Regions from separate parts of the Homo sapiens genome. Here region 2 is linked to region 1. A link is an interaction called in ENCODE POLR2A ChIA-PET data of the cell type or tissue named here. Cell type or tissue: HepG2. All regions are shown on one strand. Links, peaks and the distances in the headings refer to the core of each region. The heading gives the core; the rest is flanking DNA.

Evidence for each region. Peaks named below come from ENCODE experiments on the same cell type or tissue, not always from the same donor. Only the 100,000 strongest peaks of a DNase experiment are listed, where the experiment ranks them.
Region 2: POLR2A ChIA-PET joins it to region 1 with 35 read pairs; 9 of 35 experiments call an interaction of 5 or more read pairs at or near these places.

What each region holds. Positions count from the first base shown.
Region 1 is chr20:53,857,081-53,868,448 of GRCh38, reverse strand. It overlaps LOC124904935 (a long non-coding RNA gene), which reads left to right and starts at 2,285. Exons shown (of 2, transcript XR_007067665.1): 1 at 2,285-3,388; 2 at 3,963-4,872. In HepG2, for the core only: no CTCF peak of the experiment used is centred there; a DNase peak (open chromatin) is centred at 4,098; H3K4me3 peaks cover 49 bases.
Region 2 is chr20:53,781,613-53,792,980 of GRCh38, reverse strand. No RefSeq gene overlaps it. Among named protein-coding and RNA genes, the nearest start is that of BCAS1-AS1, 130 kb to the left of the region's middle. In HepG2, for the core only: a CTCF peak has its summit at 5,899 (motif pointing left); DNase peaks (open chromatin) are centred at 5,930 and 6,290; H3K4me3 peaks cover 1,023 bases.

The DNA of each region.
Region 1 (11,368 bases), core at 3,026-5,525:
TTGTATATAAAATATATAATATATTGTATATAAAATATATATGTGTATATATGTATTTTAGAGGCAATGTCTTCCTACATTACCCAGGCTTGACTAGAACTCCTGGGCTTAAAGGAACCTCCTGCCTCAGCCATCTGAGTAGCTGGGGCTACAGGTGAACCCACTGTGCCCAGCTCTCAATTTTCACATTTTTTATTTTCATGACTGTAGAGGGAACAGCTACTGTCACCAGATACTGGTGAGCACCCTACACTGCCCGGGACAGCCACCAACAATAAAGAATGTTCTAGTCGTAAATATTAGCGCCAAGGATGGGAATCTTGGATATAGAGAAATTGGGAAAAATGATGAGGGGGAAAGTGGGGGACCTTATTTACTGATGATGTCCATGGGGTATTTCCTAAGTAAGAAACAGCAGACAACTTTTGCCTCGTTTGATGGTGGTTCTCTTCTATTGACTGCTGTTTATTTTTTTCCGAAGACTTGGGTGTGTGACATAAGTAATCCCATGGTAGCCCAGGGCACAATGGGAGAAATGAAAAATGGAAGGCAGGTTCAAACATGCAGTGTGACTGCAAGAGTAACCTTCCTGTTCTAAGACTTGAAAAAGTTTTCAGATCCTTGGTGTATTTTATCAGCAGAACGTTCATCTGCATATGGCATTCAGAAGCAAACTAAACTTTTCTTTCCCCCCTGAGTCTTTTGTTTCCAAATCAATGGGAAACAAAGGATACCCCTGCTCCATTCAGGCAGTTTCAATGATTCTCAAATCAACGTGGGAGCAGTCGTTGGGCCATTTAAAATATACAGTGATAAAAAAAAAAGCATACTTATTAACCTTGTAAACATTCTATAAAAGTACAAGGGGAACCTTTATAAAGAATAGCCAAGTGTCCTTTTTATAGAATAGCCTTTTGTACTTTGAAATGTTCATGTCTATAAAATAGAACTGGACAGACGAGCCTAATGCAATTTCCATGTCTTCTAGTAATTGTTCCGTTAAAACATTATTTTTCAGCGTCTTAACACCCGGAAGATTAAGTTACCTCAACCCAAGATCAGTTCCACTTTAAAAAAGCACTTTCGACCCATATTTAACCAACCGTCAGAGAGGATTCAAAAGAGGGCTAATTGAGCACTGAGTGTTTGAAGCATTCAAATCAAGGCCCAGGTTTCTTCTTGAAAACAGCAACAGCTCAGCCTGGCAGGAAGCAGGGATTAGACAAGAGAATCGATTGAAACTTGCCTTCCAAACTGGAAGAAAAACTTTCAATAAGAAAGCGTGAAGTTTGAAATCACTGCATGTTATATTATTCATCTTTCAAACTGCCTCCAGCCTTATTGGATGGCATTTTCTCCTCTTACCCAGCTCTGAGCTGCCACTGTAATTCACCAAGAAACCCACTTTAGCAAGAATGACCCACCCTTCAGAGGGAAGTAGCCACCCTTAGCCTGGTTCTCTTTACCACTCTGTTCTGTCCCCACTCTATCTGCACTCTATCTCTTCATTCTATCTACATGTTTTGCAATTCCCTCTGGTATTCCAAGGCCAGTGAAATCACAGCCTCCAGTAAGGGTGCTAAACCCGAATATATTCACTGCTAAGCTGTATTTTTAACCCTTTTCACCCACCAATTTCAATGTTCTCTTTAATAGGTTAGCTATGGCAGACCTCATCAGAATCAAGTTATGGGAAGGCAAGCTGGAAAACCTCACAGGGGGGATTTCATGAAGAGAAAAGCCTGGGTGTTTTTCATCTGAATTCTTGTCCTCATCTCCCTTACCACCCCCAACAAATACAAGCAGCGGGAAACTAACAGTGATAATCAGTAATCTAATAAACTCAGCCAGCCTCAAGTTCTGTTGTTGTTTTCCTTAAAACAAACAAAACGAAACAAAAATAAGCATTCTGCCCAGAATTGAGAGAGAGAGAGAGAGAGAGAGAAAAGCTCTCTCCTAAAATCCCACAAGTTTGCTGCCAGTGATTCAGTACATACCTGACCAAAAAAAAAAAAAAAAAAATGTTGCTTAACTGGTTTGGTTGTTTCAGCTGGCTACTACCAAGAGAAGTAAACAGGACCTTATCATTTCAGTTAAGTCTGGCTTGAGCATTATTTTCAAGTAAATATTTATAATTTCAATGCTATTCCATTGCTACCACTGCTGTCTTTGGATTGGACCGACTGAAACATTGTCTTGGATTAGCCCGACTCCATAGCAACAGGCCAGGAGAGGCTGCACCCTCCTTGCCTGTCCTTTCTGTGGCTGGGGAGGAGAGGAGGAGGTATTTGGTGACACTCGCCATCAGGACTTTGCAGCTCTCTTGCCAGATAGCAGCTGAATTGAAGAATATCCTTCCTTTGCCATTTGGGCTCCAGTCCATCAGGATTTTTGCTGATCACTTTGCACATCTCAATGAATTTGACACACGGGCATTTTTTTTTCTCTCTCTCTCTCCTCATTCAGGAAGTGGAGAGCTGAGCCCTGAGATTCTTTCTGCTCCGATGATATAAACAAATTGTAGAGGAAGTCAAGTCAAACTTTCCCTTGCTTCTTTTGTTCTCCCAAATAGCAATTCAGAAAACAGAGCCAACTTTTCTTGGATGACTTTTAAAGATTGCTCTTTAACTAGAAAGGCAGAAACCCTCTTGCTTTATTTTGTATCTGTAAAAACAAAGATTCTCCTAAACATATTTTGTTTTCAAAAAAGCAGAAATGCCCTAGAAGTTAAAAAAAAAAAATAGCTGTTTTCTGAGACTTTTCAAACCAAATTGCTCTTTTGTCATTACACAGTTACCTAATTGTTTTTTCTTTCCTTGACAAATCTCCAGGCTAAAATACAAACAAGAGAGCAATAACGATCTTTGCGTGGATAATAGCTAAACCTGAATAGAAGCTTCCAGGGCCCTAATACACAGCCAAGGAAAGCTAACAGTCATGATTCAATAAAGGTGCCTTGTAAGGCATGTGCCAGACAGAAAGGAGACACCATATCTGTGTAATCTACAGACACTGCTTTAAACATCACATAATTAAGTCCTTCCCATGGTGGTGGCTACTTGAAGCTTTATCATTAGCTTGTAAGATTTCATCTCTGGGTTTCACCGATGGTTCTGAGAATGAACATTTTCAAACCAGAGGCACCTGCTAATCCAGGAGACATACTCACCACGCCTATTCTCGTCCTCCAGTGAAAGAAGCTCTATGTTAAATGACTGAAGGGAAACAGAAGGGAATATGTAACAAAATATATACAGGAGCAGCCCCGGGGTGGCTTTCCATGCTGAGTGTTCTATTACATTAATCCTGGCACACAAAAAATGCGACAGCCACATGGATATCAATATGCCTGCATTGTTTGTCTTCCATCGGCCCTCTCTGTACACAGGTGGGTAGCCAAACTTCATCACAGGCCTATTCTCTCGTGAAACATAATAGAGTTCAAACACAGGCTCGAACTGCTTCCTGAGTCTCAGTGTTCTCCTCTGTAAAATGGGATATCTGGTGGCTGTGTCACATGGGTTAGAAATAATATGAGTATAGATACAGAGAGATTTCTCGGTTAATCCAATGTGCGGCTCCTGTTAGGTTCTCGATAAAAAATTGCTGTGATATTAAAATTCATAACACTATGTGAGTTCTCCTGGGTCAGGAAAAACTAGCATTGGTAGAAGCTCAACCTTGCAATATTTGCAGTTATTTCTGTCAGAACGCTTTTCCTCAGTCACGATCCTCTCCTCCCTCTTTATCTATAAATACGCATATACTGTAGATATTTATAGACTAATAGGTATATAAAATCCTTTATGCAAGTTGTAATTGACTGTGTAATTATTGAATAAACAGTGGATGAAAGGATAATGGTAGGTTCTGAAAGCCAGCTTTAATTCACGTTTTATTTTATATTCATTAAACTGTTTACTTACTTGTCTACATTCTCCTCTCTGTTGATTATTTTCCAGGCATGCATTTCCCTCGAGCAATGATCAGGCTGAGAAAGTGATTTCATTTACATTGCAAAGGAGACAGAAAAACAAACAGAAAACCCAGAGGCCACGACTTCCCGGGAGTGCTCCAGAGTGTGTGTATTGCTAGTAGAAGCTATGTGCACCTCCACACCCCGGAACTATTTTTGAAGCTTTGATGTAGAAACGCACAATACCTACAGCGACCTTAAATTTCTGTAAAACAAATATAGCATGCATTGATGCAATTGCCATATATTTATAGAATTCAACAATTGCCTTCCACCAACTTTATCAAATATCTGCTGCATGGGGGCGGTGCTAGGACAGAAACATAAACAGCTCTGATTGGTCCATTATGCAGACGAAGCACATGCTTCAAGGACCAGAAAAGCAGAGAGAACACCGTGCTCCTGCCTTACTGGCCAAATGATGCAACAAGAAAATTCAGGAAAGTTAATTTAAGTTTCAACATACAGATTTTTTTGTCCCTTGGAAGACACAGTTTTAAGTTTTAGTTGAGTTTTGTTTTCATTTTTATTTGGGTACAGGTCTTGGGATAGTTCGGATTTGTGTTCAGAAAATTTTTACTCCTCCACACTTTGGAGGAATACCCTTCCCTGACTTAGGGATGTTGGACTTGGCCATGTGACTATTGGCCAGTAAGATGTTAGCAAGCATGATGCCATCAAGGTCACTGTGGATTTGCACAGTGGGCCTGGCTCTCCTGCACTTCCAACATTGCCTTGAGATGCATACACATGCCTGCGTCCAAGGAAGATGGAAGACACCTGGAGCAAACTTGGACTCAGCCCATAACTTGAAGCCCAGCCCGGACCACCCCAGGTCATCTAAACCCCAGCTAATTTGCAAATGTTTATGTGAGAATAAATAATTACCATTTTAAGCCACTGAGTCTTGGAGTGATTTTTTGCATTATTGTGGCAACAGCTGAGTAATGTAGGCCTCATAATATTTATAGGTTTTACTCTGGCCATGGCATACTAATACAGATCCTGGGGGAGTCTTGGGGGGAGGGGGGATTAATTTTAAAAAATAATTCAAACTCTTGCATTACTGATTCGACTTTGTTTTGTAAGTCAAGGTGAATCATTGCCTTTCATGTGATAAATGAAATTAGACGCCCATAGTGTTTCAGTACAGCAGCATATGATTAAAGAGCAAGAGAGATATGAGATACTTATTTTTTCATCTAGATAAAACCTTCATTCCACTACTGCTTCATTCAGAAAAAAAAAGTTTCACTTGTTAAAGGGATACTCATTCAGCTCTTTTGTGCTGGACCTTGAAGATACAGTTTTGAGTATTAATAACTAACTCTTCTCTAACGCTTATGATGAGCCAGGCATTGTTCTTAGTGGTTTATCTGCATCAACTCATTTAACCTTCAGAACTTAATGCAATCGTTACTATGACTGCGCCCATTCTCAGATGAGAAAACTGAGAAGCTGAGAGGGGAAATGACTTACTCGAGCTTCCATGACTTATAAGTAACAGAGCCGGGATTCAAATCCAGGCCATCTGACATCGGAGTACATGTTTTTTACCTATCGTGATAAGACATGTAGTTTCTATTGACAGGGAGTTTACAGAGTAAAGAGGACAACAACTTTAAACAAGAAGATCAATCAATCATTAGAAACCATGGGCAGGACCATCATGGAAAAGAGCAGGAAACTATGGTGAAGAGTAACAGGAAGGTTCAGGCGCAGTGGCTCACACATGTAATCCCAGCACTTTGGGAGGCCAAGTCCAGCAAATCACTTGAGGTCAGGAGTTTGAGACCAGCCTGGTCAACATGGTGAAACCCCATCTCTCAAGTACCCAGGGACACAAACACTGCGGAAGGCCGCAGGGTCCTCTGCCTAGGAAAACCAGAGACCTTTGTTCACTTGTTTATCTGCTGACCTTCCCTCCACTATTGTCCTATGACCCTGCCAAATCCCCCTCTGCGAGAAACACCCAAGAATGATCAATAAAAAATAAATAAATAAATAAGTAAAAAAAATAAAAATAAAAATACAGAAATTATCCGGGGCATGGCAGCGAGTGCCTGTAATCCCAGCTACTTGGGAGGCTGAGGCAGGAGAATCACTGGAACCTGGGAGGAAGAGGTTGCAGTGAGCCAAGATCACACCACTGCACTACAACCTGGGTGACAGATTCTGTCTCAAAAAAAAAAAAAAAGAAGAACAGGGAGGACCTGTTGTAGATAGGCGTTCAGAGAAGTCTTTTCTTATTAGGTGATATTGTCTGAAGAATGAATGGGATCAGAAGGAAAACTAGCTAGGAAAGAGAAGAATGTTCCAGGCAGAAGGAATAGCAGGGAGGTAAGTCTTGAGGCAGTCTACAGGTTGGTATGTACTCAGGACTGAAAAATGGTCATTGCTTCAGTGAGGCCGAAGGGGTGAGTATATCTTTTACTTATTGCCATAGGAGGGTAGCTGGTCAGCAAATTTTTTGTAAAGAGCCAAATAGCAAATCCTTTAGGTTTTGTAGGCCACGTAGCCTCTAATGCAATTACTGAACTCAGACAGCGTGACACAAAAGCATCCATGTAGAATAAGCATAGCTGTGTTCCAGTAAAACAGTATATGCAGACACTGAAATGTACCTTTCAGTGTTGCAGTTCCACAAACAGCAAGCATGTGTGTGAGAACACACAGGATGGTCACGGTTAGTGCATTTCCAACAAATCCGGTGGCCTTTCATGAATTTTTTTTTTTTTTTGAGACAAAGTCTCACTTTGTCCCCCATGCTGGAGTGCAGTGGCATGATCTCAGCTCACTGCAACCTCCTTCTGCCGGGTTTGAGCAACTCTCAGCCTCGGCCTCTCAAATAGCTGGGGTTATAAGTGTGTGCCACCACATCCAGCTACTTTTTGTATTTTTAGTAGAGATGGGGTTTCACCATGTTGGCCAGGCTGGTCTCCAACTTCTGGCCTCAGCTGATCTCTCTGCCTCAGCTTCCCAAAGTGCTGGGATTATAGGTGTGAGCCCCTGTGCCCAGCCGCCTCTCATAATGTTTGATGCACCTTGACCTTTAACTCTCAGTGAGTTCTCTGTTGAAACAGAACACAGGTCACACCATTAAGAACAAGACGGAATTTTGAGTAAAAGTAATGAATAAGCGATTGGGTTATCCAATCATCCTATTATTAAAGAGGAGTAAATGATAGAATCACCCAGAAAAATGAAGTAAAGTTCTTGTTGACTTGACATGATGTATTGGCATCGACAAAGATAACATAAAGCACATGCTCCATCTTTACACAGAGGATGGGGACAACAAGACTGGTTAATGAGTGTCATCCTTCAAAGAGCATTAAGATTAATTGCTGCGCAAGAAAACTCGAATTGCCCTGAAATCTTGGAGGTCATGTAAGAAAGAAATGTGATATATGTTTTCTCAAATTTAACACAATAATCCTAAAATTTTACAATACCTGACCAGTAATAAGTGGTGAAGCCAAAAGAAACTTTTCAAAACTGACAATAGTAATTAAAAAAAATTTTTGTTGATCAATCGTGTCAGGCACAGTGGCTCACACCTGCAATCCCAACACTTTGGGAGGATCACTTGAGGCCAGGAGTTCAGGACCAGCACGCGCAATATAACAAGATCTCGTCTCTACCAAAAAAAAAAAATTGAATTAGTCAAGTGTGGTGGCTAATACTTGTGGTCCCAGCTACTCTAGAGGCTGAGGCAGGAGGATCACCCGAGCCCAGGAGTTTGACAATGCAGTTAGCATATGATCACTCCATGGCATTCCAGCCTGGGCGACAGAGTGAGACCCTGTCTCTAAAATTAAATTAAATTATATTAAAAATTCTGATCAGTCATGATGGAGGAAAGACTAAATCCTCCTTCTCATAGTCACTCTCTATAAAATAATAACCCAGTATTGTTAAAAGATAATTAAAGAGTTTGTAGCTAAAACATACAGGACAAAAGTATCATAGCAGGTGCCTGTAATCCCAGCTACTCGGGAGGCTGAGGCAGGAGAATCACTTGAACCCGGGAGGCGGAGTTTACACTGAGCCGAGATCGAGACACTGCACTCCAGCCTGGGCTACAGAGCAAGACTGTGTTTCAAAAAAAAGTCAAGCAGTTGGTTAATTTTTAAAAGATGCTATTTTGGGAGGATTTTATGATATTAGTAATTTTTTTCAGCTTTAAAATTTTTACAATTTGTTGTACTTTCTTCTTTTATTCTAAATAAACGTTAACTTTCCTAACTAATTTTGTGTTCTTTTTCTTTTGGGAAGCCCCCAATTGTATAAGGTTGAAGACCTATAAACAGGAACCACTTCCATTAAAGCACTGACTATATGAGCCAAGCATATTTAGATGCTAGAAATCATTGAACGAAACAGTTGGAGGTGGTTTTAAAATAGGTCCACAAATTCTCTGGCACTCCTGTCTCCAAAAGGCAGAGGTTATTTCCCTTCCCCTTGAGTGTAGGCGGAGTCCAGAGACTTGTTTCTAAGGAACAGAAGGTTGTGGGGGCGACACTGGGTGACATCCAAGACTAATCATAAAAGGCACTGGAGTTTCCTCCTTGCTGTTCCTCTTAGGAACCCAGCTGCTGCGACATGAGAACTCAAGCTTCCCTATGGGAAGGTCTGCATAGTGAGGAACAGAGGCCTCCAGCCAACAGCCACGTGCGTGAGCCTGCTCAGAAGCATGTTATCCAACTCCAGTCAAGCTTTTAGGTGCCTACAGCCCAGAACAACATCTTGACTGCATCTTGACTATTCACAAGAGGCCCTGAGCCAGAACCATCCATCCAAACTGCTGTAGGATTGCTGACCTCAGAAACCGTGAGCTAAGAAATGTCCATTATTTTTCTAGCTGGCCCTTGAGACAATATTTTATTTTAATAAATAGAAAAAAAAAGTTTTTAAATGTCCATATTTTAAGCGAGTACGTTTAGGGAAAATTTGTTACACAGCAAGAGATAATTAATATACTTACAAAAGTTCCAGTTTTATGATTCTTATATTCTGAAGTTTATTAAATAGACAACGAATAAATGGCTTTTGAGAATGGTGAACAGTAAAAACTTTAAGAAATGCACCAAATTATCCTACCACTTGACCCAGCAATCCCACTACTGGGTATCTACCCAGAGGAAAAGAAGTCATGATACCAAAATTAGCCGGGCATGGTGATAGGACACCTGTAATCCCAGCTACTTGGGAGGCTGAGACAGGAGAATCGCTTGAACCTGGGGCGGAGGTTGCAGTGAGCTGAGATTGAGCCACTGCACTCCAGCCTGGGCAACAGAGCAAGACTCTGTCTCAAAGAAAAAAAAGGAAAAGAAGTCATTATACAAAAAAGATACATGCACACACGTTTATAGCAGCTCAATTCGCAACTGCAAAACTGTGGAACCAACCCAAATGCCCATTAATTAATGAGTGGATAAAGAAACTGTGGCATGTATACATATATACACACACATATATACGTGGTATACATATCAATATATATCATATATCCATGTATCATATATATCTATATATCATATATCAATATATATCATATGTATCATATATATCTATATATCATGTATATCAATATATATCTCATATATATGATAGAATACTACTCAGCCATAAAAAGAAATGAATTAATGGCATTTGCAGCAACCTGGATGAGATTGGAGACTATTATTCTAAGTGAAGTAAGTCAGGAATGGAAAACCAAACATTGTATGTTCTCACTCATAAGTGGGAGCTAAGCTATGAGGATGCAAAGGCATAAGAATGACACAATGGACTTTGGAGACTCAGGGAGCGAGGGTGGGAAGCGGGTGAGGGATAAAAGAATACAAACTGGGTTCTGTGTATACTGCTCTGGTGATGGGTGCACCAAAATCTCACAAATCACCACTCGAGAACTTACTCATGTAACCAAACACCACCTGTTACCCAAAAAAAACCTATGGAAATAAAAAAATTAAAAAAAATAAATGTATCAAATTATCTTTACGTATGTATTCATTTATCAAATATTTATTCAGCAGCACCATATGTTTATCTACTTTTAGGCACTGAGCTGGGCTAATTGACAAGAAAGACATAAACCCGCCCCTCATGGAGGGGAGCTATTAGAGAACTATTAGATAATCAATGTCACAAAGTCAGTGAATTAAGTGATCAGAAATTAAAACCCCCAAATCTATGCTCTCAGTCATGTTATAATATTGTCATCCAGTATGGCAGAAAATCAGGTTTTTGCCCTGCGTCTAACACTCACTCCCTGCAGAACACTGGAATCAGGGCTGAGTTTCCCTGTTCCAGTTCAAACAGCCCGATTATGAAAATGCCAATCATTGTAAGTATGAAGTGCTTGTTACAGTCCGGCACAGTGCCAAGCCCTTTATAAGCATTATCTCAGTTCATCCTCACGACAGCTCCCTGTTCCTCGGCCACTTCCACTCTGGAGCCCCTCCCAGGCTCCCTTGCAACTTGGCCTTATGGCACAATTCAGGCCAGTGAAGCCCGAACAGAAGAGACGGCTGGAAAGTTTCTGGGCAGGGGTTTGTTGTCTTGCAAATGATTAGATGTCAGTGGTTCTACTTGTTTCTCTTTTCCCTGCCATAAAAGTGAACTGGGTTAGGCATCCTGTGACCATAAGGAAAGACTAGGTGAACCACAAAGCACTGACATTCTTGAGCTACAGAAGCACATTGCTACCTCTGCATCCTTTAAAGTGAGGAAAAATTGTAACCTCTTTGTTTCAGCCTCTGTTGGCTTTTTGTTATGGTGGTTACTACTTACAGCTGAAAGCCTTCCCAACTTATCTAATGAAATTGAGACAGAGAACTATTAGATAATCAGTGTCACAAAGTCAATGAACTGAGGGATCAGAAATTAAAACCTCCAAATCTACACTCTCAGCCATGGTATAATATTGGTCATTATGGTTTCCACAAGTAAGCAAACACACACACACAAAACTATAGCAAATATAAGCAAATATATTTATCTAGTTTCCTTGATATGATCCAAATAGACTAACAAGGCTTTTTGATATTGCCTCAAACTATGGGATATTAAATTTTCATTCCATTTTTAACAAGTACTTAATTGGACATTTCTGGGAAGTCCTGGGAAGCTAAGAAATTCATTAATATTGATGATGGTGTTGGAAATATGTTAACTATGGATATGTCATTTAGAAGAGCTAATTAAATAGAAATTCTACTTTTTGAGGGTCCTTCCAACAAAGTATTTATGGAGCACCTACAATGTACCTGGTAATTTATTTCTATCATATTACTTAGTCTCTCTACTAGCCGGCAAACTGAGCCATGTGCTCCATTTTAGAGATGGGAAAACTGCAGCTCACAGAGAGGTTAAGTAGCTTGCCCA
Region 2 (11,368 bases), core at 4,724-7,223, 77 kb after region 1:
TACACTGCTATTTCTACTGCATTCTGTTGGCCAAAGCAAGTCAAAAATCCAGCTGCTATTCAAGGAGTGGGAAATAGATCCCACTTCTTCATAGAAGGGATCACAAAAAAATATGTGCAAAGGGTATAGATACAGGGAGGAAAAAGATACAGCCACTTTTTACAATCTCTTTTACCCAGACAAAGAAGAAAAAAAAAACTATTGTGTTAATAAAGGGCAGGAAATGCAGCACATAATGTAATCACAAGTCTCAAAATCAAGTAAGTTCTCCACTTTGGAGAACAGTTTGACAGTTTCTTATACATACATTAACCATACTTTTACCCCCTGACCTAGCAATTCCATTTCTAAGTATTTACCCAAGAGAAATAAACACACATTTCCAAAAAGAAATATATACATGCATACAGAAATGTTCATTGCAGCTTTATTCATAATAGTCAAAAACTGGAAAAAATAAATAAAGTGTCCATCAACGGGTGAATTGTTAAAGCGCTGTATAGCTACACAATGGACCATGGCTCAGAAGTAATTTTAAAATGAACTAAGGACATAAATAACAATGCAGACGCATCTCAAAAACATTTCAATAAAAAGAAGCCAGACACAAAAGTGATCATTTTGTCTGGTTCCATTTATGTGAAGTTTGAAAACTGGCCAGACTGAGCTACGGTGTTAGAAATCAAAATCTCGGGAGAGGACGGATTGTTACTGGAAAAAGACATAAGGGAATGTACAGTGATAAAAGAGTTCTTATATCAATTGGAGCAGTGGTTACAAGGGTATAGAGCTTTGTTGGAAGACATAAAACTACATTTAAAATCTTTGCAATTTGGCCAGGCGTGGTAGCTCACACCTGTAATCTCAGCACTTTGGGAGCCCAAGGCAGGCGGATCACCTGAGGTCAGGAGTTCGAGACCAGCCTGGCTAACATGGTGAAACCCTGTTTCTACTAAAAATACAAAAAATTAGCCGAGAGTGGTGGCGTGCACCTGTAATCACACCTACTTGAGAGGCTGAGGCCGGAGAATCACTTGAACCCGGGAGGCATGGGTTGCAGTGAGCCGAGATCATGCCACTGCATTCCAGCTTGGGCAACAAGAGCAAAACTCCATCTCAAATAAAGAAATAAAAATAAATAAATAAATAAATAAATAAATACAAACCTTTGCAACGTATTGTATGCAAAATTGGACCCCAATTAATAATAATAATGAAAATGAAGTTGGGCTTCAAAATGCTTTCTTAGAAAGATTTGGAGGAGGCCAGGTGCCATGGCTCATGCCTATAATCCCAGCACTTTGGGAGGCCAAGGCAGGTGGATCATGAGGTCAGGAGTTCGAGACCAGCCTGGCCAACATAGTAAAACCCTGTCTCTACTAAAAAATACAAAAAATTAGCCGGACATGGTGGTGGGCGCCTATAATCCCAGCTACTCGGGATGCTGAGGCAGGAGAATCGCTTGAATCCAGGAGGCAGAGGGTACAGTGAGCCAAGATTGTGCCATTGTACTCCAGCCAGGTTGACAGTGCGAGACTCCGTCTCAAAAAAAAAAAAAAAAAAAAAGATTAAAAAGATTTGAAGGAACTGGCAGGGGTTTCAGGGTTTCACTGTGAGCATGAGACTCCATGAGTCACGGTATTAGGGAAGTGTGAGATTGGGAGATTGGGGGCCTGGGAGCCCTCAGGGAAACCTGTAAGCATTAATTGTGTCCTTACCTGACCCTGCTTCTACAGAAAGGAGTAGCATCCATTTACATGTTCAAGAGACAAGCAGGAAATATCAACTAAATGTGCATGTAAATTCATTCCAGCTTGCTGTGGCTATGGGGAATTTCGCCTTGAATGGGTCCAGCTTTATTTTCCCAGGATTTTGTTGGCAGGAGGTGGTTCAGACGCCACCTTCCTGGAGTCAGATGCCAGGAAGGAGAGTCAAGATCCGCAGGGAGGCTTCTGTAGATGTCAGACTCCACTAAGAAAGTTGTGAATCAGGTTCCCGGTGTTTATGCTGCATAGAAACCACTGATTCTCTCACTTAGAAAATCACTCGAAACACATCCAATTATTTGAGCAGAGAGATTAAGAAGCGCTCTGTGCAACTGAATTGTATCAATGAAAACGAACAGAAATCTTGGTGTAAAAACACTCCAGCTAGACCTTGGCTGAGTGGAGCAAATGCAGGGGCGGGGGGGGATCATGGAACACAGATCTCCTGCTTTGGGGACTTTTAAAATAATCTGTGGTCTTGTTTTGGAATGAAACATTTCTCCTTAAATACAACAGGATTCCGTTGGCCAAAGCAAGACAAAAATCCAGCTGCTATTCAAGGTGTGGGAAATAGATCTCATTTCTTCATGGAAGAGATCACAAAGGTAGTATGTGCAAAGGGTATGGATACAGGGAGGGAAAAAGAGATACCACCAAAAAGAGATACCAGCATGGTGGCTCATCCCTGTAATTCCAACACTTTGGAAGGCCGAGGCAGGCGGATCACTTGAGCTCAGGAGTTCGAGACCAGACTGGCCCACATGGCGAAATGCCATCTCTACTAAAAATACAAAAAAATTAACCAGGCATGGTAGGTCGTGCCTGTAATTCCAGCTACTCGGGAGGCTGAGGCACAAGAATGGTTTAGACCCAGGAGGCAGAGGTTGCAGTAAGCCAAGATTGCGCCACTGTGCTCCAGCCTGGGCAACAGAGCGAGATTCTGTCTAAAAAAAAAAAGAAGACGAAAATCTGGGTTGTCTCTAAGAAACCAAATGACGAATGGAAAACATGTTTTAATAATAGTTTGCATGTCATAAGCAGCCTACCTGCATTATTCTGACTCAATCTACTACAACCTATGGGGTAACTATTATTTCCTCCATTTCACAGATAAGAACACTGTGGCTCTGACTTGCTCAGTCTGTCTCATCCTTGGCCTATGCTTTCAACATTTAGCTAAGTGGGTTTTAGTTTCCTATAAGAAAGTAGTTTACATTTCCATTCTCTTTCGCAAATGATCTAAACATAATATTTCCGTATGCTAACTAAACATCCCACTTAATTGTGTACTTGGGTTTACAATAAATGACCCCAAGTTATATTACTTTACTTGTGGAGTGAATGGGAAGAAGAAAGAGGCAGGATGGGCATGTAAAGGATGCATTTGTGCCAGCAGGAATGCTTTGTTTTTCGTGATTCAGGAGAAAAGTGGAGGATGGGCTGAGTCATTGCAGACTCAGAAAGTGCCATGACAAGGCATCCACACTGCTTACAGAGATTGCACTTCTGTGCAGTTGTTTCATCCACATATGAAATTATTGCTGCTAATTTGGGTTTCCAAGTCCTCATAGTTTTGTTTGTATTAATTTGTCAATTTGCTTTCATCTTAGGGTTCAGATTTATGAGATATATAAGAAGTATGTTTGTAAGGAGTTTAAACCTATTCTCTTACATTGATTTGCAGTTATGTTGTATAATTAAATATACACATTAACATTTTAGGTCTACACACTTTTTCATCTGTGAAATGGGTCTCACTATTCCTCATATTGCAGAGTCTATCTTTAACTACTACTCCCCCACTACTTCTTGTTAAGTGCATAAATTTCTCATGTTTCATAAAGAACTATTACTAGCAAAGAAATGCAAATAAAAGGCAATATGACTTTCTCTGTGATATCTACAAGCGTGTGTGTGTGTGTGTGTGTGTGTGTGTGTGTGTGTGAATATGCATATGTGTGTGTATTTTTTTGTCTGTTTTTGAGATGGAGTCTCGCTCTGTCGCCCAGGCTGAAGTGCAGTGGTGTGATCTTGGCTCACTGCAACCTCTGCCCCCCGGGTTCAACCGATTCTCCTGCCTCAGCCTCCCAAGTAGCTGAGACTACAGGCATGTGCCACCACACCCGGCTAATTTTTGTATTTTTAGTAGAGACAGGGTTTTGCAGTGTTGACCAGGCTGGTCTCGAACTCCCGACCTCAGGTAATCCGCCCACCTCAGCCTCCCAAAGTGCTGGGATTGCAGGCGTGAGCCACCATGCCTGGCCATGTTTTTTTGTTTTTAATTAGTTAGAAGCCCTTTGTTTTTTGGAGGAAAAAAGTATATCCATCCATCCAATGCAGGTAAAATGTAAATCAGTACAACCTTTGGGGGGGTGCATTTGACAGCATGCATCATGAGCCTTAAAAATATATCACTTTTTGATGACATCGGCACTCTTCAAAATACATAGGATTACTTTTACTCCAGTATTTCACTGCTAGGAATTTATCTTGTGTAAATAACATGAAAAAGAAAGAAAGAGAGAGGGTGGGAGAAGGAGAGAGGGAGAGAGGAAAAAAATACAACCAGAATGTCTGGCAATGGGAGACTGTTTAAATGTTCCCTGGTAGAATATGAAATAGCTCTTTCATTTATTCATTCATTCATTCATTCATTTTGCGACAGGGTCTCATTATGTCACCCATGCTGGAGTGCAGTGGCACGATCATAGCTTACTACAGCCTCAAACTCTTGGGCTCAAGCAACCCTCCTGCCTCAGCCTCCCAAGTAGTTGGGACAACAGGCACACGCCACTACCCCTGGCTAAATATTTTTATTTTTTTAGAGGTGGGGGTCTCACTATGTTGTCCAGGCTGGTCTCTAACTCCTTGGCTCAAAGAAACCTCCCACTTCATCCTCCCAAGTAGCTGGGACTACAGGTACATGCCACCATGTCTGGTTAATTTTTTTAATTTTTATATAGCCCTTTTAAATGGTACTTAGTAAAGAATGTTTAACATCATGATGGAAAAGTAGTCCCAAATATAAAGAAAAAACATAGGATATTAAACATGTTTCGTTTTTTCTAAAGCATATATGTTTTTAAATGCAGAGAATGAAGACTGAATGAATTCATAGCAAAATGTCAATACAGATTATTGCTGAGTGGTAAGATAGCACTGATTTTATAGTCTTCATTTTGTTTTTAATGATTGTGTTTAATTGTCCTACTGTGGATGAATATTAATTTTGGAAGTCAGTAGTGTAAATAAACCCCAGTGTAAAACAAACTTGGGTTAAGTTTTCAGCTGCATTAATCTTTCCAGTGATCTTAAAAGAAGTTATTTAATGTTTGTAAATCTCAATTTCCTCATCAGTAAAATGGGCATAACATTCATGTCTATTTTTAAAACCTGTGAGTCATAAATGAGATAAATGACATAGTAAGGGATTTAGCATTGGGACTGGCAAACAGTATGAGTTCAATAAAAGTTATCTGTAATGGTCGGGCACAGTGGCTCACACCTATAATCCCAGCACTTTGGGAGGCCAAGGCTGGCGGATCACCAGAGGTCAGGAGTTCGAGACCAGTCTGATCAACATGAAGAAACCCCGCCTCTACTAAAAATACAAAATTAACCGGGTGTGGTGGCACATGCCTGTAATCCCAGCTACTCGAGAGGCTGAGGCAGGAGAATCACTTGAACCCGGGAGGCGGAGGTTGTGGTGAGCTGAGATCATGCCATTGCACTCCTGCCTGGGCAACAAGAGCGAAACTCCACCTCAAAAAAAAAAATTATCTGTAATGAGAAAATAATGATAAAAATGTTTTCTTTGTGTTAGCCATATATTTAAATAAACATTTCTACGGTTTCTAAGTGTGCTAATCAAACATTCAGCTTCCACTAGGAAATTCTGCTAGCGGGAAAAAAAAAAGAGAGAGAGAGAGAAGGAGAGAAATACATGACCCAGTGTATCTTTATTAGCCTTGTAATCTATGGATATTTCTTTGGAGCTGTGAAAGGCATTGTTAAGCCTTTATTAATCATAGGCCATTGAGTGTTTACCAGGGGCGATTCTTCCTCCCAGAGGACGTTTGGCAATGTCTGGAAACATTTTCCATTGTCACAGCAGGGGTGGAGGTGCTACTGGCATCTAGTGGGTAGAGGCCAGGGATACTGCTAAATATCCAAGGCACACGACAGCAACACAAAACAAAGAATTATCCACCCAAAATGTCAACAGTGCTGAGGTTGAGAAGCTGCTCGTAGCGGCATTATGTACAACCTGACTGCGGAGGAGTGTGTAACAAAGTGAGCTTATTGCCTTCCTGCTTTTTCATCCATTGTATGTTTGTGTATGAAACTGAAGTGGAAACATTTTGGAAACACCTCCTCAGCCCACCCCACATAGAATATTCTTTCTCTTTCTCAACCCAATAGATCTCAGGTCCTATTGTGCACCAAATCTCTTTATCAGGGTTAAAAGACGAAGAAACACACAAGCAACTCATTGAAAGCCAGGGTAAGTTAGAGGTAGTAGGGTGAAGGTTAAGAGCTTGACTTTTGGAGTCTGACCAATGTAAGTTCAAAAGTCACTTTCCTCACCTGCTACCCATGTGATTCTGGGTAGAATTTTTTTTTTTTTACTTCTCCACAAGTTAGTTTCCTTAAATAAAAAACGGAACTAACCACACCTAGGATCACAAGGTTATGAGAATTAGATGTGAAAAGATAACGTAAAGCCTTTAACCCAGAGGCAGATTATGGGAGGAATTCAACAAACTGAAATAAAAGTAGGAGAAGGAAAAGAGAAAAGAAGGACTCTTAACAGTTCCTTTACTACAGAGCTGGGTTTGGTAAGCACTTCAGAATGCCTATTAAAGCCTAATGCGTTTGACCTGAAAGCCAGCAGCAACTCAACTTAACAGACAATGTACTTGATCAAACAAATCACAAGGAAGATGACAAATACAAGTTGCTGGACAAACCTGTTTTCTAAAAGAACAGATGCTGAAGCAATGATCCTAGGTGCCAAGAAAGGAATTCACAGGACCATGCTTTGCCAACAAATAAGTTATCGGATCAGAAGTAATTGTCACTGGTTCATCGGTGTCAAAAGTCAACTCCAAATTGCAAAGCTGGAAAACATCTTTGCAACATGTATGACAGACGCCTAATAGCCTATATAAAGAGAACTTACAGATGGAAAATCCTCAAAATAAAGGCAATACCCGTAAAAAGAAATATAAAAGGCTGATCAATAGATGCCATGATGTTCAGCTTATTGGCGAAGCTGCCCCATTTCACAGCTTCGGGGGGGGTGTCTATTTGGAAACAGACACTCCAAATAGAGAACTGTGAAACTGGCAGCCTGCCTGACCATATTCAGTGCCCCTGCTTAGTAAACAACAACAATAAGTAAAACAATGAGAATATTGTAATACAGTTGTCCCTCCATATCCCTGGGGGATTGGTTCCAGGACCTCCCACGGATACCAAAATCCACAGATGCTCAAGTTCCTGACAGAAAAAGGTGTATTTGGCAGGCCAAGGTAGGCGGATCACTTCAGCTCAGGAGTTCCAGCATAGTCTAGACAACATGGCGAAACCTCATCTCTACAAAAAGTACAAATATTAGCTCAGCATGATGGCGTCCCCCTGTAGTCCCTGCTACTTGGGAGGCTGAGGTGGGAAGATGGCTTAAGCCCAGTAGGTGGAGATTGCAGTGAGTCAAGATCTTGCCACTGCACTCCAGCCTGGGCAACAGAAACACACCCTGTCTCAAAAAACAAAAGAAAAAGGTATATTTGCATACAGCTTATGTACATCCTCCTGTACACATTAAGTTACCTGTAGATTACTTATAACACCTAAGCCTATATAAATAGTTGTTGTACAGTATTATTCAGGAAACGACAAGAAAGAAAGTCAGTACATGTTCACTGCAGATGCATTTTTTTTTTTTTTAAACAGAGTTTCACGCTTGTTGCCCAGGCTGGAATGCAATAGCGCAATCTCTGCTCAACACAACCTTCGCCTCCCGGGTTCAAGTGATTCTCCTGCCTCAGCCTCCTGAGTAGCTGGGATTACAGGCATGTGCCACCAAGCCCGGCTAATTTTTTTGTATTTTTAGTAGAGGCGGGGTTTCTCCATGTTGGTCAGGCTGGTCTCGAACTCCTGACCTCAGGTGATCCGCCCACCTCAGCCTCCCAAAGTGCTGGGATTAAAGGCGTGAGCCACTGCGCCCGGCAATCATCTTTTTTTTTTTTTTTTCAAATATTTTCAGTTGAGTTGAGTTAATCCATGGATACAGAATCCGCACGTACGTAGGGCCAACCGTCCTGAGAGGAATTTTTTTTTTTTTTTTTTTTTTGAGACAGGGTCTCATTCTCTCACCCAAGCTACAGTGCAGTAGCATCATCATGGCGCACTGCAGCCTCAACTTCCCAGTCTCCCGCAATCCTCCCATCTCAGTCTCCCAAGTAGCTGGGACCACAGGCATGCACCACCATGCCAAGCTAATTTTTGTATTTTGGGTAGAGACAGAGTTTTGCCATGTTGCCCAAGCTGGTCTCAAACTCCTGAGCTCAAGCAATCCTCCCACCTTGTCCTCCCAAAGTGCTGGACTTATAGGCATGAGCCACTGCACCTGGCCTACCTGGGGGGATTTTTAAAAGCATCTTTATTGACATGTAATTAACATACAATAACTACACATATTGAAAAGGTACAATTTGTTTTGTTCTGTTCTATGTATATGACCATGAAATCATCACCACAAATCAATATAGTAACCATATCCATTAGTCCAAAAGATTTCTTTGTAATTACTTTATTTTGTTCCTCCCGCCGATTACCAGGCAACCACTGGTCTGCTTTACTATAGATTAGTGTCATTATAGGTTAGTGTCACTAAATGGAGATTAGTGTATACTTCTTAGTGTTTATACAAATGGAATCAAATGGCATGTACTCTTTGTTGTCTGGCATCTTTCACTCAGCATAATAATTTTGAGAATCACTAATGTCATTGCATGTATCAATAGTTCATTTACTTTTATTGCTGAGTGCTATTCCATTGTATGGATGTACCACAATTTGTTTATCTATTAAGTTGTTGACGGACATATGGTTTATTTTCAGTTTGAAGTTATTACAATTAAAACCACTATAAACATTTGTGTACAACTCTTTGTATGGACATCTATTTCCTTTTCTCTTGGATAAATACCAAGGCATGAAATGGCTAGATCATAGGGTAGATGGACATTGAACTTTTAAAGAAACTGTCAAACTATTTTCCAGAATGGTTGCAACATCTTTCTTTCCTACCAGTGGTATATGAGAGTTCCAGTCCCTCCACATTCTTTTTCTTTCTTTCTTTTCTTTTCTGAGATGAAGTTTCATTCTTGTTGCCCAGGCTGGAGTGCAACGGCACCATCTCAGCTCACCACAACCTACGCCTCCCAGGTTCAAGTGATTCTCCTGCCTCAGCCTCCTGAGTAGCTGGGATTACAGGCATGCGCCACCATGCCCAGCTAATTTTGTATTTTTAGTAGAGACAGGGTTTCTCCATGTTGGTCAGGTTGGTCTCAAACTCCCGACCCCAGGTGATCCACCCACCTCGGCCTCCCAAAGTGCTGGGATTACAGGCATGAGCCCCCATGGCAGCTTTTTTTTTTGAGATAGAGTCTCAGTCTGTCACCCAGGCTAGAGTACAGTGGTGCAATCACGGCTCACTGCAACCTCCTCCACCTCCCAGTTTCAAGCGATTCTCCAGCCTCAGCCTCTCGAGTAGCTGGGATTACAGGAGCACACAACCATGCCAAGCTAATTTTTAAATTTTTAGTAGAGATGGGGTTTCACCATGTCAGCCAGGCTGGTCTTGAACTCCCAACAAATGATCCACCCACCTTGGCCTCCCAAAGTGCTAGTATTACAGGTGTGATCCATTGTGCCTGGCCAAGTCCCTCTACATTCTTGCCTACTCTTGGTATGGTTAGCATTTTAATTTTACCAGAAAATATCATGAATAATAAGGTAATATATAATATTTTGAACTATAAGATTTGCAAAAGAATTTCCATTGTTAATAACCAGTGTTGGTAACATATAGAAGAAAGCACTCTTATATACTGATGTTAGAAATGTAAATTAGCACAATTTTCTGAGAGCCAGCTTGGCAGTGTATATCAAATGGCTTGAAGTCTTTTTTGTTTTATTGGGCAATTCCACTTCTGGGAATTTATCCTAAAAAAAATAAGAATGCGTGCAAATATATATAGACAATGCTATTCACCTCATTGATGTAATAGTATAAACATGAAATCATGGAGACATAATCAATAGAGATGTATGGGATTGATACACCCATCCCTGGAATAGTGTGCAGTGGTTAAAAAATTATCTTGCAGAAAAGTATTTGTCGGAAATTTTTCATCACAACAAAAGTTGAGATAAATTTCGCAAACACTGTGTGTGATGTGACATCTGTGAGGCTGCTGTGCCTACAGGTAAACATGGGCACTGGGATGGCCTGGGTTCAAATCCCAGCTCTGACACATGATGTAGAAGCCCTACGACACAACCTTTCCCACTGTAAAGTGGTCATAATAGCATTCCTTTCTTTCAGAAGCCAAGATAAATGAGAAAAAGCACAGTGGGCTTGGCACAACCTCAGAGAGATCTTGGCTTTGTTTGTTTTTTTTGTTTTGTTTTGGGGTTTTTTTTCGGGGCGGGGGTTGTTTGTTTTTTGTTTTGAGACAGGGTCTCACTCTGTCTCCCACACTAGAGTGCAATGGCATGATCTCAGCTTGCTACAACCTCTGCCTCCCAGCCTCAAGCAATTCTTCTGCCTCAGCCTCCCAAATAGCTGGGACTACAGGTGCGCACCACCGTGCCTGGCTAATTTTTGTATTTTTGGTAGTGACAGGGTTTTACCATGTTGGCCAGGCTGGTCTTGAACTCCTGGCCTCAAGCGATTCTCCCACCTCGGCCTCCCAAAGTGCTGGGATTACAGGCGTGAGCCACCGTGCCTGGCCTAGTTTGTTTGTTTGTTTGTTTGTTTGTTTGAGACGGAGTTTCGCTCTTGTTGACCAGGCTGGAGTGCAATGGCACGATCTCGGCTCCCTGCAACCTGCACTTCCCAGGTTCAAGCAATTCTCCTTCCTCAGCCTCCTGAGTAGGTGGGATTACAAGCACCTGCCACCACCATGCCTCGCTAATTTTTTTTGTATTTTTAGTAGAGTCGGGGTTTCACCATGTTGGCCAGGCTGGTCTTGAACTCCTGACTTCAGGTGATCTGCCCGCCTCGGTCTCCCAAAGTGCTGGGATTACAGGTGTGAGCCACCGTACCCAGCCTTGTTTGTTTTTAAATAATGATTTTACATATACTGTTCTAAATGCTGGCCTTATTTTCACTATTAATCTTGATCTATATTTGTATTCTCTGAAAATAAAGATCACTATTAACAGTGGTTGTTTTGCAGATACAGGGTTTTTGGTAATTTTTTTTCTTTTCATTTATCAGTGTTTGCTAAACATTCTCTCTAAACTCACACTAGTTTTGTTATTAATAACTGTATATCAACCAGAGGTAGAATTTATTTGCATATTTTTCC